Regions from separate parts of the Mus musculus genome. Here region 2 is linked to region 1. Evidence: chromatin loops called from intact Hi-C (ENCODE). Cell type or tissue: left cerebral cortex. All regions are shown on one strand.

Region 1 (2,500 bases):
GGGGCTGCACTTTGGGCCACCTCCTACACTGCCTGCTACAGCCTAATGCGGTCCAACTTCTTAAGGATGGGGACACCTCAGGAAACTCCAGTCATTTGCTTTTGCAGACTTTTGCTTCTCTGTCTTTTGTCTTGATTAGCCTTTTGCTTCTGCCGCCTCCTTTGGTAGTTTGCCCTTGAGGTTAATATTAAAAGGATGGTGTGAAGAGTTCCACAAAGCTGTCAAGGAGAAGAGAAGGAAAGGATGCTTCAGCACAGGAGTGTTCCATAATGGAGTCCGTGGGAGTTGGGTAGTAGGCTACTGAAGCAGAGATGTGTGGCTTAATGGCACTGAAGAGAAGCTGGGGGTGGGTGCTGGAGTGATGGAAATGAGAATGGAGCTGCACAAGAGCATCAGGAGAGAGAAGGAAGAGGGAGGTTGCTAGGCAACTTCTCGGGGCAGAGGAGAGAAGTCTTGAGGGAGGAGGTACTTTCAAGGGTGCCACTTTTTGCAGTGGGTGGTTATGTGTGGTAGAACAAACAGACCCAAGAGAGGTTGGTCACACCTAGCTGGCAGCCTAGAGCCATATCTCACAATAACAAACAGTCAGGAGGAGGCCAAGGTACAGAGACCCAGGAGTGCGGCGAATGGTCTGAGCAGCAGCTGAGATGCAAAAAGAAAAAAGCAAAACTGTTTATTCTACAACTTATACCACAGAGAACATAGCGGCCCAGCTGGTGGAGGTGAGGAAATGTAGTGAAAACACATTCACTAAGTGCAAAGTAGGTACCGTGGACTGGGGCACCTCATGGGAGGGACAAAAATCACAGGATGCTTACTAGTACTCAGCCCCTCATCTAGCCTTGTCATGGGGAAAGCCCCAAGGATATGTGAACTGCTGGGTAGTCTTAGTTGCAGAGTCTAAAACAATGCCTTGTAGGTAAGATTTGACCAGACTACATGGCAGGGCTTCTGTCTCTGTACCATGAGCTGTGGGCTCAGGGACAATGTTGACCTTGTGGAATGCAGGTGATAATGGTACCTACGTCAGCGGGGTTGCTATGAGAACTAAACGAGTTGACAATTACAAGGTGCTGAACATAATGTCCAGCAAATGATAAGGTTCGTTCAGTAATTTCTAAAGAGGAGCTGAGAGATGGGGCTCAGGGCCCAGTCCTGAGTGAGACCTAAGGGGCGTTCCATCCACATCCACTTTATAAATGCCAACTGCAGCCAGAGGGGGCCCCGAGGCTGGGAGCAACTATTTACCAACTCTGTCACTAACAGGTTCTCTGCTCATCCTAACAGATAGTGTATACCACAGAGAGACGTCTTCTCTGGGGGAAGAAGCCATGTCTTGAAAGTTGAGATATGCAGGTCAAAATAGAAGGGTATCTGAAAAAAAAATACAGCTGTCAGTTTCTCCTGCCTCTGTTCTGGTCCTCCTTGGCTGTCATTGGAATGTGAAAGAGTGGGTGTATCTCATGGTCCAGATTCTACCCAGCTCACACGTCTGCTCAGTCCCTTTCCCCTGCTTCCCCAACTCTGAACCCTCAAGATGGCCTCTTTGTCTCCCTAAAATTGTCCCCATGACCCGCAATGTAAAAATGGGAAGTTCTGAGTTTACAACCATCTTGACCAGACAAATGTGTTGCTGGTTTAAAAACAAAACAAAACAAAACAAAAACATGAATTTAGACCTGCAGAGAGACTGTAGTGCCTCGGCTCTGCCTACTTGTAAGGTCCTAACGTCTAAATGAAGTATATCCTTAAAGGCCCATGTGCTAAAAGGCTTGGCCTCCTGCCTGTTACATTAATAGGAGCTGATTTAATCTTGAGAAAATATGGCCTATTTGAAGGAAATGAGGTCAATGGGGGTGTGCCTTTGAAGGGCCCTGGACCTTGCCCCTGCCCTGACCTCTCTACTTCCCAGCCGTCATGCTGCAGGTGGCCCCTTTTACCACATGCTCTAACCCTCATGTGCTGGCTCACCACATGTCCCCAAATGAGGACTAAAGTCTCCAAAACCGTGAGCCAAGGTAAACCTTTCTTCTTTTTAAACTCGTTTACTTCCAGTATTTGTTATAGCAACAGAAAGTTGACTAACATACAGTGAGACTACTGACATTTAGCCAATTGACACTTAGAGAGACAGTTCCAGCTATACAATGTATAGGCATTTATGTCATATACAGTCTACTGAGAAAGAGACAGGAGGACAATACTGTCACAGAACAAGTGGGGAAACCCTGAAATGCATTTCCTTTATGATGAGAGCCGCCTTGCCAGTCTCATATCTGCTCTCAGAGGCTCCATCAGACCACTGAGCACTACACAGAAGAGGAGGGCATATCATTAAGGTTCCCCTTTCAACCTTAGGATTTGGCTAGAAGAGAAGGTTATTAAATTTGGAAAGCCTCGACTCTCAACCCGAGTGGAGCCTTTCTGGTCACTCAGATAAAGTCTGAGATTCTAATTTCTCATGCTTGATTCCACCTGAGAGCATCTGACTGTGGACAGG
Region 2 (2,500 bases), 130 kb after region 1:
TTAGATGGAGTCAAGAGTCTAGAGACTTCATGGTGGAGTGACTGTCCTTAGAAGAAGAGGAAAGGACAACAGAGCTTCCTGTCTCCTTCATCGGGGACAGAGAAGAAAGCACCTGTCTGTAAGCCAGGGGTGCTCACCAAAAGCTAAGCAAGAGGAGCTGTGGACCTGAGCTAGAGCAAACAGATTGTGTGTGTGTGTGTGTGTGTGTGTGTGTGTGTGTGTGTGTGTGTTAGAGCTACATTTACCCAGATTGGGCAACTAGCCTTGGAATTGAGGAGGAGGTGTTGTATATGACTTCAAAGTCCCTAACTTAGGTGACTGAGAAGATGGTGGTGTTTAAGATTGGGAACACAGGAGGAGAAACAGATTTTGTGGAGGATGTAATGAGTTCAGTGCATTTAAATTTGAGGTAGCACGGGGCATTTGTTCAGATGCATCCAGGGAGCTGATAAAAATAGGTTTCTGGCCTTCACTAAAGTGGTTATGCTCTTTATAGAAGAAGACTCAGGAATAATGGAATGTAGACAATGACATCATTCATGGTTAGAAAGATCTAGGGAGATTGTGAAGGGGCTGGAAGTAGGAGCTTAGGATATGCAACTGTTTAAAAGACCTGAGGCAGGGGAGAAGTTATCTAAGAAGCTAAGACCAAGCAGAAAAAAAAGAAAGCATGTGACAATGACCTGGGGACCAAAGGATTTAACATGAATTACTAAGCAATGGCAAGAGTGTATCTATATCCCACAACTGAGGGAGAATGTGCCAGGAGGGACAGACTTGAAATACAGAACTCATTGCAAACTGTGTAAGTAGGAAGTCATGCCCTTCTAATGATGGTCAGGGGAAGGATTTCCAATTCTCCAAGTAACAAATATCCTTAAAATATAGGAATGATGGATATTGTTGAATGTTTCAAAGATGTCCCCAGGAAAGGTGGAGAGGATTAGCCTTGAGTATTAAATGAAGAGATATGTACGTTGATTATGTTTGCTTATAAAAATAAATAATGTTTATTTAAAAATTAAATAATGAATATATTGTGGAATAGAAAGATGTTACCATAACATTTAAAGATGAAGAGAATTCAAGTATTTTAAGGTACACATGGGCCCACTGCCACTAGGGGTGCTGTGTTGGGACAGACATTAGCTGGAGGGCTGCACACTCCCAGTAAGTCAAATCCATGAGCAACTAGTCTGTTAATCCACACTCCAGCCTAGGAACATATAGCATCATGACCATAGTAATCTAAGGACCTGTGTGTGTGTGTGTGTGTGTGTGTGTGTGTGTGTGTGTGAGAGAGAGAGAGAGAGAGAGAGAGAGAGAGAGAGAGAGAGAAACAGAGACAGAGACAGAGACAGAGACAGAGACAGAAGACAGAGAGAGACAGAGAGAGATTAAAAATTAAGAGAAAACTTGTTGTTTGCCAGGACTTAGTAAACCTTTTTAAAACCTGATATCTATTTCTTCTGATGGAGACAGACTATTCAGTTGCATAAAGCACCTTTTATCCTATCAGACTACATGGCAAAAGAAACATCCTTCCTTTGACTTGATGAGAACTCAAAGGAGTAGTCTCTGGTTCTACATCAGCCCAATTCAGTGACTCCTTGGATGGAGAAAAACTAGCACTCTTTTTCTAAAACATAGCAATAGCCCAATCGCTGAGACATGGTGATTGAAAATAGGCCCCTAACATTTCAAAATCTCAATAACTATGGCTCTTGGTAAATTGTTCCTTTAAGAGAGTCTGCAGCATGCACACAGCCTGGTGGGTGGGAACCTTCAGGTCTGTTCCCCTATTCTCTTAGGCGAGATGATCTCTAAGGTTTTTGCTGTCTCTGAAGGACTAAATAGCTGCTGTGTCTCACCTACTGTGACAGGTGGCTCATCACATTGATGAGTCCTAAGTACACACCTTCCTGGCACATACGACAAAAGTTGTTACCAGGGACTGGGGTATTGCTGTGATTGGCCTGACTATGCTTTTGTTTGGAGGAATGTAGATTTTGGGACTTTGGAAAGCAGTGGAATGCTTTAAGTTAGGCTTACTGGGCCATCCTGGTAGGAAGATGGAAGACTCTGTGGCTGAGTATGGTTTGAACTGTGCAGATTTGGTTTCAGTGGAGAAGAATTTCAGAATGTGTCCTAGAGACTGTTTTTGTGGGATTTTGGTGAAGAGTGTGGCTGCTTTTTGCCCTTGTCTGAAGAGTCTACCTGAGTCTAAGGTAAAGAGGTTTATATTAATTGCATTGACAAAGGTAGTCTCAAAAAAGCCCAGCAGAGACTTTGTTCTCTGGTTAAGTCTCATGAAGAGCATTTTGAACAAGTATAGCAAGCTTAGAAAGAAAAACTATAAAATATATGATCAAGTATTAAGCAGGCCCCAGGAAGGGAAATGGAACTGAATCCTTTGCTCTAGGAGATAAGTGAAGATAAAGGAGATTAAGGGAATATGGGGCAAGATCCGACCCAGCTAAATTTAGATCCAGGCATGATG

Evidence for each region. Peaks named below come from ENCODE experiments on the same cell type or tissue, not always from the same donor. Only the 100,000 strongest peaks of a DNase experiment are listed, where the experiment ranks them.
Region 2: it touches region 1 in a loop (5-fold over the local background); 3 of 42 quality-filtered maps call a loop at or near these places.

Annotation. Positions count from the first base shown.
Region 1 is chr3:85,390,897-85,393,396 of GRCm38, forward strand. It overlaps Gm31359 (a long non-coding RNA gene), which reads right to left. Exons shown (of 4, transcript XR_375769.2): 4 at 649-1,374. Among named protein-coding and RNA genes, the nearest start is that of Gm52637, 6.2 kb to the left of the region's middle. In left cerebral cortex, a CTCF peak has its summit at 1,231; a DNase peak (open chromatin) is centred at 369; H3K27ac peaks cover 2,500 bases.
Region 2 is chr3:85,521,212-85,523,711 of GRCm38, forward strand. No RefSeq gene overlaps it. Among named protein-coding and RNA genes, the nearest start is that of Gm31419, 31 kb to the left of the region's middle. In left cerebral cortex, a CTCF peak has its summit at 1,125; DNase peaks (open chromatin) are centred at 358 and 1,106; H3K27ac peaks cover 1,995 bases.